2 separate regions of the Homo sapiens genome follow, and region 2 is linked to region 1. Evidence: chromatin contacts called from ENCODE Hi-C data. All regions are on one chromosome and are shown on one strand. Each heading gives the region's core, a stretch centred on a gene start or an enhancer-like site at or near the end of the contact. The rest is flanking DNA. Distances are from core to core; before and after follow the strand shown. Region 1 holds the start of DYNLT1 (dynein light chain Tctex-type 1). Region 2 overlaps SOD2 (superoxide dismutase 2).

Region 1 (7,266 bases), core at 1,582-4,081:
ACATCACTGCATTTTTCCAAGCACTACAACATCACATAAGCCTAGAGAATTCAAACCCTCCTATTTACAGATATATCCGTTTAAAAGAAAAAATTCCATAAAGGCCATGTTTTAGTCAACTTTGTAGCCTCAACCCCCAGCTCAGAGCCTGACACAAAGGGAGTGCTCCATATATGTGTATTGAACAAGTGAACAGATAGTTGTGAAGATAAACAGACCAGCTCATCCGTTTACTGGCAGCCTCAAAATGTCATACATCGCGATCATTTAACAAATGTTCTTTAATAGTTAAAATTGGAGAGTGGTACCCAATGTATAAAAGCTAAAATCATGTAAGCATTTTTAAAATGCACATTTGCATGTTTTCTGTTGATTTATGTGCATGCTGGTGATCCGCAGTTATAACAAGATCCATGCATTAATTATGCACCATCCTAGCAGACATTCAGGAAATTGATTTAAATTAGGAAGTTCCTAAAAGGTTGTGGGGAAAATTGAAAAGGCTGTCCCAAGTGTCATGTTCTTCCATTGCAGGTGTTTGCTCAGAACCGGTTTACTCTTGCTTTGCACATAATTCTGTGACACTTAGCTACTGAACTCCAGGTCCACAACAAAGTAGCAGAAGAAAAAAGATTTCAGAGGCTCCTGATTGGCTCAGGATCGTGGTGGGGCCAAGAGCTTGGAACCAGGTAGGCAGAGAACATCCAAAACGAGATCTCAGGTGATACTGAGAAGGGCAGGCAGGCAAAGCAATGTCAGCATCAGAATCACATGTGGACTGAGGCGCACGACTGAAACACCAGGACAGGGGAGTTGAAGCCAGGTAATAAGAAAGGAATTCAAAAGGTAGATAAAGTTCAGAATCCAAGGAGAGGAAGACCAGGTGTGGTAAAGCAACCAGCCTGCCCAGCAAGTCTCCTCGCTCAGGCCGAACACCCAGGGCCAAGCAGCCTTGTGTCAGTCAGGGCTCTGCCCTCCTCTCGCCAGCCCTGTTTCCCTCAAGGAGGCAGGTAGTTGCATCTTCCTCCACTCCCCAGTTCTCTCCATTTGGGTCTGAGGCAAAGCTAACACCCATGAGGGAAATGATTCATGCAATAAATTTTAGGCCGGGCATGGTGGCTCACAGCTATAATCCCAGCACTTTGGGAGGCTGAGGCTGGAGGATCCCTTAAGCCCGGGAGTTTGAGACCTGCCTGGGCAACACAGTGAGATCCCATCTCTACAAAAGACATATTAAAAAAATAGGTGGGTGTGGTGGCTAGTGCCTGGAATCCCAGCTGCTCAGGAGGCTAAGGCAGGAGAATACCTTGAGCCCAGGAGTTCAAGCTCTTAGTGGTCTTTGGATGACTAAACTTCAACACATCTTAGCTCAAAATCTCCGATCACACCACTGCATTCCAGCCCGGGCAACAGAATGACACCCTGTCTCTAAATAAATAAATAAATAAATGTTAATTGTGTAGCTATTATGTGCCAGGCACAATGTGGAAGGAAGGGGATACATTAGTGAATAAAACAGATCCTTCCTGCATGGTACTTAGTTTCTAAATGGAGACACACCATCAACAAGCAACCATAAATACGTTCTTGCAAACTGAGAGAAGTGCTATGAGGAAAATGTACAGGATGCAGGGGTGGAGGATGAGGAGGTCGGCTACCTTAGATGCCGTGGTCACAGAATGGCTCTCTGTAGGAGATTTTGAGCTAAGATATGTTAAAAGTTTAGTCATCCAAAGATCACTAAGATTAGTCTATAGTCTGACAACTTAGTAACTATTGACTTATGGCAGGGCAGAATGGGTGAGGGGAGGGAGGAGTCGTTGGGTTAGGTTCCTCTTGAAGGGCTCTAATAAGACCCTGATAGACCGACCAGGTTACAGTCCGATGGTCATAATCCAGATGAGAGATATCAATCTTTAACTGGGGTCCCGAGCATATGGGGTAGAAATAACAAGGGTTGTTGATGGATTAGATGTGGGATTTGAAGTTTAGGTCTACCAAATCCCTGGGACCCTTGCAGTCAGCTCTTTCTTGGGGAATGGGAAGTGGGTTCCAGCAACCTGAATTCAAGTGCATGACGAAACCAGAAAAAGCAAACGCCAAAATCAAAACTCGGAGCCTCAGAATACCTGCCAATAGATGCATATGCCCCAGCTTTCCGTGGAGGGCAGTTTACCAGAGCCCAGTGCAATTCCTAATTTCCATAAAGAACCCACATACAAATAAAGTCTGTCTAGTTCACTATGGTTAAGGTAGTCAGGAAGTGTGCCACATTTTACAAAATTTTCCACCCAAAATGTTTTTTTTTAATGGTGCTTAAAGGAAAAATTCTCATTTACCTGGAAAACTTAACTCCCCAAAGGGAAGTTTCGTTCAGATAGCTAAAGCATGCCAATCCCAGTCCCCAAGGGAACTGCAACAACGTCTCACCGGGCGCACTGCCTTCAGCAGTCACTTTCGAGTTTGTTGCCAGGTGTCCGAGCGGGTTTGAACGTCCGCGTCAATCCACACAGTACAAACCGGAGGAGGGGCCGGGACCACGCTTCCCCTCCAGGACTGCCTTTTGTACGTGTGTTTTGTTTCTGTTGCTAAGGTTTAGGGAGCTGCCCGGCTACCCTCACGGATTCCCATGGAAACTACCACCTCCCAGAGGACAGGAGGAGAGGCGAATTCAGGGTCCACCCACGGGCCCCGCCCAGGGATGGGGTCACTGAGGGTCCGGGCAGCGAAGGGCGGGGCCCGGGAGCTGGGCATGGGCGAGGCAGGCGCGAGAGGAGAGGGGCGTGGCAGGTCCGGGGCGGGGCCTGAGTGCGCCTGCGCAGTCCGCGCCACTCAGGGAGCCGGAGGGGACGCGCCGGAGGAAAGATGGAAGACTACCAGGCTGCGGAGGAGGTAACCGCCGGGTCGGCGACGGAAGGGTGGAGGCCTAGAGCCCTGGCCGCGGAAGGACACGCGGTCCTGCCCGGAAAGGCCTGGCTGCCCACCTCCTTCAGCTAGGCCAGTCTCGGCAGCCCACGGCCTGAGCTTCCCGGTCGCCGGCGCTCCGCCCGGCCCCATTCTGCCCGGACATTGCCGCCGTTTCCCCGGCGCGGGGGGCGGGAAGGGGATTGAGCTTCTTCCCGCGCGGGGAGGCACCGGGCGTGACTCGGAGAGAGCGCCCCGGTGAGCGGTGCCGAGAAACCTTCCCGCAGGGCCTCGCCTCCGGCCCGCAGCCAAGCTCGCCGAGAGGATGACATCACCGCCCCTTGCTCTGCGGGGCTGACCCCAGCCCCAGCCCCAGCCTGGAGCGGGGCGCGGCGGCCGGGCTGGGAGCGCCGAGGCTTGGACGTCTCCCCGCGGAGGTGCGGGTGACGCTCCCGCCGCCAGCCCCTCCGCCCCGGGCTGGCGTCCCGGCCATCCCGCGCCTTTGTCTCGGGCCTCACCTGGTTCTGCAACGCTGGGAATGAGTAGCACATTTCATTTCCGTTTAATATGTCTGTAAGAAAGCTCATTGTTGTGGGGAAAAAATCATCTTTTATGCCTCCTTGAGGAAGTAGGATAAAGCCCACGATGTCGCCAAGCAGAAGACACCCATCGGCACCGTGTGCGTTAAATGGCTTTCCTTCAAGCTCACGGTCATTCGGGGAATAGAGCTGATGGGCGCAGCTGAGATACAACACTCATTTTCTTCTTACTGAATAATCCTTGTTGAAATTCAGATAGAGCCCTATGGATTTATTATGCAGCCTGTCAAAAATATAAACTATAGATACATTTGGTAAGGTTGGATATCTTACCATTTATGAAATTTAGTGGCTGGGCGCAGTGGCTCACGCCTGTAATCCCAGCACTTTGGGAGGCCTAGGCGGGCGGATCACCTGAGGTCAGGAGTTCGAGAGCAGCCTGACCAACATGGAGAAACCCCGTCTCTTTTAAAAATACAAAATTAGCCGGGCGTGGTGGCGCATGCCTGTAATCCCAGCTATTCGGGAGGCCGAGGCAGGAGAATCCCTTGAACCTGGGAGGCAGAGGTTGCCGTGAGCCAAGATCGCGCCATTGCACTCCAGCCTGGGCAACAAGAGCGAAACTCCGTCTCAAAAACCAAAAAAAAAGAAAAAAATTTCGTTTAAGGAGGAATGTTTTCAGGGAAAATAAAACTAAAACTTAAGGACTGATTCTAGAGTTTCAGTTTTGATCTGATTTCCTAACTAGCACACACTTCCTGTGACAGTGGCATAATCAGTGTTTGAATGCTGATGGCAACCAAGTGAATAATGACGAGAAGAGCTGGTTCAGGAGCAGTTGGCAAAGAAAAAAGCCTTTCCCCTTAAACTGTTACTAATATAATATTGGAAAATGTCTTGTATTACAGTAATATCGAGTAAAACTTCTAAAAAAGAAATCGCTTTGTAAAGGAAAGCGCTTAATACTGCAGTCCGATTCTGACTCCCACAAATAAGGTGGCTAAGTGGCTTCATTATTCGAGATCTCAATCGCATATGTGTAAAATGAAGGGGCTGGACAGAGTGATGAGTGTTCTACCTGGGATGGAGGCCCTGGGAGGTGGAGACCATGGCTGTCTTGTAGTAGGCATGTCTTAGGTATTTACTGAATGGCCCGTTCTGGTCCTCCCACCAGCCTCTTAGCAGCCTTTTCTGCATCTCTTCTAACTTCGTGTAGATGCCTGGGCCTTTGTAACTATTCTCTCAACTCACCATTCATCTTTCTTGGAGACGTTAAAACTATCCACTGGATTCAATACAACTCTGCTTTCCACTAAAAATTCTTTAAAATGTCCCTCAACCTTTTTCGTACTGTAACCATATGGGAGGTGATACAGTGCCTTTCCTTTGTGATTAAGGTCACGGTAGTCACTTGGAAGGATCCTTTAAGCTTCCAGAAATGACTTAATCTCTAAGATATTGCAAATTGTTCTTCACTCAGTGAGTTGGTTTTGTTTCCAAGTCCGACTTCTGAGTACAGCAAGTGAGGTGGCTTCGGGCAGTCAGCTCCTGAACCCCCTAAAAAGAAAGGGCAGGGCCTGCAGTGGACAGCAGCCAGACAGGGAGGAAGACTCACTGCCAAGTCAGGGTTCTCTGCCTTGATTCCCTCAGGATGCACGTTGACTGAGGGCCCCAGGGGTTGCCCTCTCGAAGGCGTGTCCAGAGCTACGTACCTTTCCTGGGACTCAGCAGTAACTTTAAACGCTTGTGCTCATGTGAAGAGCACATTGGCAGGCAAGTGCCTGACTAATGTTATTTTCAGGATGACCTTTTACCCATTCAGATCTACCATGTGTAAAAGGAAAACTATACTCCTGGCACTAGATTCCTGCAGGCAGCCCACCTCCTGAGTCATCCAGACACTGACAGAGAACAGCCATGCTGGCAGCTGGTGGTTAGTCCTGGAGTCGGAGGGCAGCACTGGGAAAGAAAAATAATTACCTGGAGATAATGTAATCATCGTACATTTTACAAGTAATGGTGCTTTAAAAAAATCTCCTCAAGGTCAAACTGATCCTCCTAATCAGTTTACATCATGGAAGAGAGAATTACATCTTAAATGGATTACTTCAGCAGCTTCAGTTAATTTATACAAAAATCAACCAACTCATTAAGCCTCTCTATTGGTTAATGATTCTAGCAGCCAGTTGAAATGGAAGAAGAGAATGAATTCTAGTTTAAAGTGAAGTCTTAGATTGTGGCATGATTAAAACAAAACAGGGCCAGGTGTGGTGGCTTACGCCTGTAATCCCAGCATTTTGGGAGGCTGAGGCGGGAGGATCACCTGAGGTCAGGAGTTCGAGACCAGCCTGGCCAACATGATGAAACCCCATCTCTACTAAAAATACGAAAATTAGCCGGGTGTGGTGGAGGGCACCTGTAATCCCAGCTACTTGGGAGGCTGAGGCAGGAGAATCACTTGAACCTGGGAGGCAGAGATTGCAGTGAGCTGAGATTGCGCCACTGCATTCCAGCCTGGGCTACAGAGCGACACTCCGTCTCAAAAATAAATAAATAAAAATAAAACAATACCTTTAAATTATGTGCATGTATTCTAGTCTTCTGGTTTCTGAAGACTGTAATGCCATCCTTGGTAAAGCTGAACAGTCTAGTTAGATTATTTCTAAGGTCTTCATTTCTACATTATGTTCATTACCTACATTTGCATTTATCAATGTAGTGGAAATATCTTTTAAATAAATCAAACTTAACTGAATGTTCTTCCTTACAGACTGCTTTTGTTGTTGATGAAGTGAGCAACATTGTAAAAGAGGTAAGAGGAGAAATGCTCACTTCTTAAATGTTTAATGGCTTATATTAGAGAAAATAATGTGTTTTAAATACTATCTTGGAATTGTTTCGACTGAGTCTGTGTGTTTTGGTGTTTCAAATAACAGTTTTTACTTCAGTAAATAGCTAGATAAGAGTTGCTTCTATATTATGTAAATTACATATTTTAAATCAGATAAGGAGTTTTATGTACATAGCATTATTACTGCATATCACCAAGATTTGATTCTATAATCTTTTAAGCATAAAAGAATCCTGGTATACAAATAAATGTCTCCAGGGTTGAATGAAGAAAGAGTGAGTATAAGAAAATTGAACAATCAATTTCCAGTTATTCTGGACCTAGTGATCCAGTTTGGGGCCTATTTGCTTACTTTTCTTACATTCCTAAATTTCACACTTTATTGTGTTGTTGATCATGAAGAGGAAGAGAGACAGAAGGGATGTTTGTTACTCATTCAGAAAGTACACACTGAGGGAGCGTGCAGGGCATAGACCCTTCTGGAGTTTACAGCTGAGGGGCAGGCAGGGCAGACACATCAAACAGTCCTGCTGGAAGGTGTCAGCCTGCATTTGCTGTGTGGTAAGTGCCACTAGTGGTGGTGCTGTGAGAGCACTGAACTGGGAATGTGACCCACCCAGGGAGTTCAGGGACCATTTCGAGCTGAAATCTGCAGAATGAGAAGTAGGGGTAATGCAGTAAAAAGAGGGGACAAGGCCCCCTGAGACTGGGAAGTGGGGGCAGTGCATGGTGTGTGAGGGAGTGAAAGGAGGTGGGTGTGGCTGGAGCGGTGCTGAGAGCTAGGGGCTCATTCCTACCTAGGGTAGGAATGAAGCCAGAAAGAGTTTTCCTCATCAGCTTCCCTGCCTTCCCTGGGTAAAATGGGGCACAGATACTAAAGCCATTGGCTAAAAGAAAACTATTAGATGATCTGAATTTAATGATACTGTTTGGGGTTTCAGATGTAATTTAGAATTTAATGTAAATTATTGA
Region 2 (6,606 bases), core at 604-3,103, 1.0 Mb before region 1:
TTTTCCCCAAGTTTATTTTTCTATTTTTTTTTCATGGAAAAATGGGGTAACTTAGCAGTTTCAATATTGAAGACTGAAGTTTAAAAAAAATTTAAATTCAAGGTACTTTTAAAATTCAGTTAGAAAAGTAGGCTTTAAAAATTATTAGAGACAAGAGTACCAAAGCGGTGTGTGTATGTGTGTGTGTGTATGCATGCTTGTGGATTGGAAAAACTTTGGAGACTGATTACTTTTCATTATATATGTGTCACAGTGAAACAGCTTTTATGTGTCATGTAAGATTACTGCTTGCCTCTCTAAGGAAGGTCGTGACTGTTTAAATAGACGGGCAAGGTGGAACCTTTTGAAAGATGAGCTTTTGAATATAAGTTGTCTGCTAGATCATGGTTTGTATTGAACTAACAAGGTTTGCAGATCTGCTGACTTATATAAAGCTTTTTGATTCCTACTAAGCTTTAAGATTTAAAAAATGTTCAATGTTGAAATTTCTGTGGGGCTCTATTTTTGCTTTGGCTTTCTGGTGAGAGAGTGAGGAAGCATTCTTTCCTTCACTAAGTTTGTCTTTCTTGTCTTCTGGATAGATTGATTTTAAGAGACTAAGGGAATTTACAAACTAAAGATTTTAGTCATCTGGTGGAAAAGGAGACTTTAAGATTGTTTAGGGCTGGGCGGGGTGACTCACATCTGTAATCCCAGCACTTTGGGAGGCCAAGGCAGGCAGAACACTTGAAGGAGTTCAAGACCAGCGTGGCCAACGTGGTGAAACCCTGTCTCTACTAAAAATACAAAAATTGTTTAGCTCTGTTTTTCATAATAGAAATAGAAAAGGTAAAATTGCTTTTCTTCTGAAAAGAACAAGTATTGTTCATCCAAGAAGGGTTTTTGTGACTGAATCAGCAGTGCCTGCCCTAGTCATAGCTGTGCTTCAAAAACCTCAGCATGATTAGTGTTGGAGCAAAACAAGGAAGCAAAGCAAATACTGTTTTTGAAATTCTATCTGTTGCTTGAACTATTTTGTAATAATTAAACTTTGATGTTGAGAAATCACAACTTTATTGTACACTTCATTGCAACTTGAAATTCATGGTCTTAAAGTGAGATTTGAATTTCTATTGAGCGCCTTTAAAAAAGTAATACCAAACCATAAAGTTAAAATCTATGTATATTGAGTCATATCTAAAACCACGTATAAACATAAATTGTATTTCCTGTTTTAATTCCAGGGGAAGTACTGTTTGGGAAAGCTATTATTAGGTAAATGTTTTACAAATTACTGTTTCTCACTTTCAGTCATACCCTAATGATCCCAGCAAGATAATGTCCTGTCTTCTAAGATGTGCATCAAGCCTGGTACATACTGAAAACCCTATAAGGTCCTGGATAATTTTTGTTTGATTATTCATTGAAGAAACATTTATTTTCCAATTGTGTGAAGTTTTTGACTGTTAATAAAAGAATCTGTCAACCATCAAAGAGGTCTGCATTATGCTTGCATGTCAAAAACTTTAAAAATCCTATAATCTTCTGTCATTTTCACTGAGTTTCCATGGGAAAGGAATAGTAAATAATGGGTAGTTGAAATATTACTCTTAAGACCAAGACCTGTATCTCCAGTCATATCTGTAATAACATCATCTGATAACCTAAAAGCATAGTATTAGGGATATACGACAAAACCAAAGTGTTTTTGCTGTTGTCACATACCACTCAATACTTTTACACCAGGTTGTCCAGTGGACACCAGCTGGATGTCCTATAATTCAATTCTGACACTGTCTACCTGGAATTGGAGTCAGATCCCACAGGTGGAGGGCTCAGCCCACAAGACTGCCCCCACTCCAGATACCAATCGCAAGTCCCTATACTTCTGACTGGCTATAAAGTGGGGTTCCCGTGACCCTTTCCTTGGTTTTGATTTATTTGCTAGAGCAGCTCCCAGAACACAGAGAAACACTCTACTTATGTTTACCCATTTTTAATTTTATTACTTTATTAAAACTACATATTGGTTACAATACTAATTTATTGTAAAGGATATTTCATTTATTTATTTTTTTATTTAGAGATGGAGTCTCACTGTGTCACCCAGGCTGGAGTGCGGTGGCACAGTCTCAACTCACTGCAACCTCCACCTCCTGAGTTCAAGCGATTCTCATGCCTCAGCCTCCCAAGTAGCTGGGATTACAAGTGTGCACCACCATGCCCAGCTAATTTTTGTATTTTTAGTAGAGATGGGGTTTCACTCTGTTGGCCAGGCTGGTCTCAAACTCCTGACCTCAAGTCATCCACCCACCTCAGCCTCCCAAAGTGCTGAGATTACAGGTGTGAGCCATTGCCTCTGGCTTGTAAAGGATATTTCAAAGAATACAGATGAACAGCCAGATGGAAGAGATGCACAGGGCAAGGCATGTGGGAAGGGGTATGGAGCTTTCATGCTCTCTCCACGTCATCAGCTACCCAGAAGCTCATCTGGACCCCGACCCTTTGGGGTTTTACGGAGGCTTCATTATGTCAGCATTACCATTGGCAATTGGCGATTAACTCAACCTTCAGCCTCTCTCCCCTTTCTGGAGGTTGGGGGTTGAGGCTGGGAGTCCAAACCCTCCAATCTTGCCTTGGTCTTTCTGGTAAGCAGCCCCCCGTCCTGAAGCTACCTAGAGGCTCCCAGCCACCAATCATTTCATTGGCAAACCAAAGATACTTCAAGGGGTTTAGGAGCCAAGAGACCAAGCAAGGATTGAGACAATATATATATTTCTTATAAATAACATGATCACAAATAGTATTTTATATATTTCTCATAATAGCTGGTTGTGGTTACTCACACCTATCATCCCAGCTACTAAGAAGCTAAGGCAGGAGGATCACAGGCCCAGGAGTTTGCAGCTGTAGTGAGCTATGATTGTGCTACTGCACTCCAGCCTGGGTGACAGTGTGAGACCCTGTCTCTTAAAGTTCTTGTAACATCTTAGAACATTAACCAACCACAGATTATTGCCTTAACTCTGAAAAATAAAGTAATCATACTTTTACAAGATGTATTTTACATAAAGTTCTGGTGATATTTTACTCTGGTCATTGGAATATAGGAGCTTACCACCTGGTACCACTCTTCCTAAAGTGGTATACTATTTGGTATAGTACTGGCATACTATTTGGAAAGGGATGTGAAGTTGGCATGACCTGTCTAGGGTGAAGTCATGCTGTCTGCTATTCATTGTGGGCTTTACAGTAATGAGAGTGCTTCTGTTGTCAAGATGCTTCTGGGACACGTTAAAAAAAATTTAAGATTTCTCAGTTTGTGAAAAGGAAGGAGCACGAATGCTTTCAAGTTCCTATGACATGCTAGTCATCTTTCAGTGTGTCCCATTGTTGCACCCAGTAGTCTCGATGCCCAGCGTCACGGTGATTCCAAGTTTGCCTCTCTGCCCACTATAATTTGTGCTCCATGAAGTCCCAGGACATGAGGTTCTTGTTCATTTGTGCGTCTGGGCCCATATCCAAATATTAAACAATGTGACTTAATGTATTTATCATATTGTAAATATGGGTATCCCCAAGGCTCAGAAGTTAACACAGCATATCCACAGAGAGGTTTGACAGCATGGCTGTGGTGACTGGGAAGGCCTTATGCTTGCTCCTCCTTCTGCTGCTTGCCTTTGTGTGGGCATGGAAAGAACATTGAATTAGGTACTGGAAGACCTGGGTCCTGGTCTTGGAGATTTTACCAGAGCACCTGTGGGATATTGGTCAAGATGCCTGGTTTTAGTCCTGCTCCTTTGCTGTGAAAGAGGATCTTAAGGTGCCAACTCTGGCATTTTATTTTTTACTTATTTATTTTTAAATTATACTTTAAGTTCTAGGGTACATGTGTACAACATGCAGGTTTGTTACATGTATACATGTGCCATGTTGGTGTGCTGCACCTATTAACTCGTCATTTACATTAGGTATATCTCCTAATGCTATCCCTCCCCCTTCTCCCCACCCCTCGACAGGCCCCGGTGTGTGATGTTCCCCTTCCTGTGTCCAAGTGTTCTCATTGTTCAATTCCCATCTATGAGTGAGAACATGCGGTGTTTGTTTTTTTGTCCTTGGAATAGTTTGCTGAGAAGGATGGTTTCCAGCTTCATCCATGTCCCTATAAAGGACATGAACTCTTCCTTTTTTATGGCTGCATAGTATTCCATGGTGTATATGTGCCACATCTTCTTAAACCAATCTATCATTGATGGACATTTGGGTTGGTTCCAAGTCTTTGCTATTGTGAACAGTGCCACAATAAATATACGTGTGCATGTGTCTTTATAGCAGCATGATTTATAATCCTTTGGGTATATACCCAGTAATGGGATGGCTGGGTCAAATGGTATTTCTAGTTCTAGATCCCTGAGGAATCGCCACACTGTCTTCCACAATGGTTGAACTAGTTTACAGTCCCACCACCAGTGTAAAAGTGTTCCTATTTCTCCACATCCTCTCCAGCACCTGTTGTTTCCTGACTTTTTAATGATTGACATTCTAACTGGTGTGAGATGGTATCTCATTGTGGTTTTGATTTGCATTTCTCTGATGGCCCATGATGATGAGCATTTTTTTCATGTGTCTGTTGGATGCATGGATGTCTTCTTTTGAGAAGTGTCTCTTCATATCCTTCACCTACTTTTTGATGGGGTTTGTTTTTTTCTTGTAAGTTTGTTTGAGTTCCTTGTAGATTCTGGATATTAGCCCTTTGTCAGATGAGTAGATTGCAAAAATTTTCTCCCATTTTGTAGGTTGCCTGTTCACTCTGATGGTAGTTTCTTTTGCTGTGCAGAAGCTCTTGAGTTTAATGAGATCCCATTTGTCAATTTTGGCTTCTGTTGCCATTGCTTTTGGTGTTTTAGACATGAAGTCCTTGCCCATGCCTGTGTCCTGAATGGTACTGCATAGGTTTTCTTCTAGGGTTTTTATGGTTTTAGGTCTAACATTTAAGTCTTTAATCCATCTTGAATTAATTTTTGTATAAGGTGTAAGGAAGGGATCCAGTTTCAGCTTTCTACATGTGGCTAGCCAGTTTTCCCAGCACCATTTATTAAATAGGGAATCCTTTCCCCATTTCTTGTTTTTGTCAGGTTTCTCAAAGATCAGATAGTTGTAGATGTGTGGTATTATTTCTGAGGGCTCTGTTCTGTTCCATTGGTCTATATCTCTGTTTTGGTACTAGTACCATGCTGTTTTGGTTACTGCAGCCTTGTAGTATAGTTTGAAATCAGGTAGCGTGATGCCTCCAGCTTTGTTCTTTTGGCTTAGGATCGTTTTGGCAGTGCAGGCTCTTTTTTGGTTCCACATGAACTTTAAAGTAGTTTTTTCCAATTCTATGAAGAAAGTCATGGGTAGCTTGATGGGGATGGCATTGAATCTATAAATTACCTTGGGCAGTATAGCCATTTTCACGATATTGATTCTTCCTATCCATGAGCATGGAATGTTCTTCCATTTGTTTGTGTCCTCTTTTATTTCCTTGAGCAGTGGTTTGTAGTTCTCCTTGAAGAGGTCCTTCACATCCCTTGTAAGTTGGATTCCTAGGTATTTTATTCTCTTTGAGGCAGTTGTGAATGGGAGTTCACTCATGATTTGGCTCTCTGTTTGTCTGTTGTTGGTGTATAAGAATGCTTGTGATTTTTGCACATTGATTTTGTATCCTGAGATTTTGCTGAAGTTGCTTATCAAATTAAGGAGATTTTGGGCTGAGATGATGGGGTTTTCTAAATATAAAATCATGTCATCTGCAAACAGGGACAATTTGACTTCCTCTTTTCCTTATTGAATACCCTTTATTTCTTTCTCCTGCCTGATGGCCCTGGCCAGAACTTCCAACACTATGTTGAATAGGAGTGGTGAGAGAGGGCATCCCTGTCTTGTGCCAGTTTTCAAAGGGAATGCTTCCAGTTTTTGCCCATTCAGTCTGATATTGGCTGTGGGTTTGTCATAGATAGCTCTTATTATTTTGAGATATGTCCCATCAATACCTAATTCATTGAGAGTTTTTAGCATGAAGGGCTGTTGAATTTTGTCCAAGGCCTTTTCTGCATCTGTTGAGATAATCATGTGGTTTTTGTCTTTGGTTCTGTTTATATGCTGGATTACTTTTATTGATTTGTGTATGTTGAACCAGCCTTGCATCCCAGGGATGAAGCCCACTTGATCATGGTGGATAAGCTTTTTGATATGCTGCTGGATTCAGTTTGCCAGTATTTTATTGAGGATTTTTGCATTGATTTTCATCAGGGATATTGGTCTAAAGTTCTCTTTTTTTGTTATGTCTCTGCCAGGCTTTGGTATCAGGATGATGCTGGCTTCATAAAATGAGTTAGGGAGGATTCCCTCTTTTTCTATTGATTGGAATAGTTTCAGAAGGAATGGTACCAGCTCTTCCTTGTACCTCTGGTAGAATTCGGCTGTGAATCCATCTTGTCCTGGACTTTTTTTGGTTGGTAGGCTATTAATTATTGCCTCAATTTCAGAGCCTGTTATTGGTCTATTCAGGGATTAAACTTCTTCCTGGTTTAGTTTTGAGAGGGTGTATGTGTCCAGGAATTTATCTATTTCTTCTAGATTTTCTAG

What was found. A loop is a pair of places that touch in the nucleus more often than their neighbours do.
Region 2: a loop to region 1 is called in a map with no recorded cell type, with 7 times the contacts of the local background. The contact joins the enhancer-like site here to the promoter of DYNLT1 in region 1. A Hi-C loop is called at or near these places in 1 of 37 single-sample maps with no recorded cell type.

Annotation. Positions count from the first base shown.
Region 1 is chr6:158,640,308-158,647,573 of GRCh38, reverse strand. DYNLT1 (dynein light chain Tctex-type 1) reads left to right here and starts at 2,831. Exons shown (of 5, transcript NM_006519.4): 1 at 2,831-2,892; 2 at 6,214-6,255. The coding sequence starts at 2,866. It also overlaps a transcript of SYTL3 not described here. RefSeq lists silencers at 2,674-2,903, 3,064-3,393 and an enhancer at 2,517-3,460.
Region 2 is chr6:159,673,983-159,680,588 of GRCh38, reverse strand. It overlaps SOD2 (superoxide dismutase 2), which reads left to right. Exons shown (of 5, transcript NM_000636.4): 5 at 1-6,606. Among named protein-coding and RNA genes, the nearest start is that of SOD2, 16 kb to the left of the region's middle. Within about 2 kb of position 1,853, at least 2 of the 41 ENCODE cell types and tissues checked have a DNase peak (open chromatin) inside an H3K27ac peak, as active enhancers do.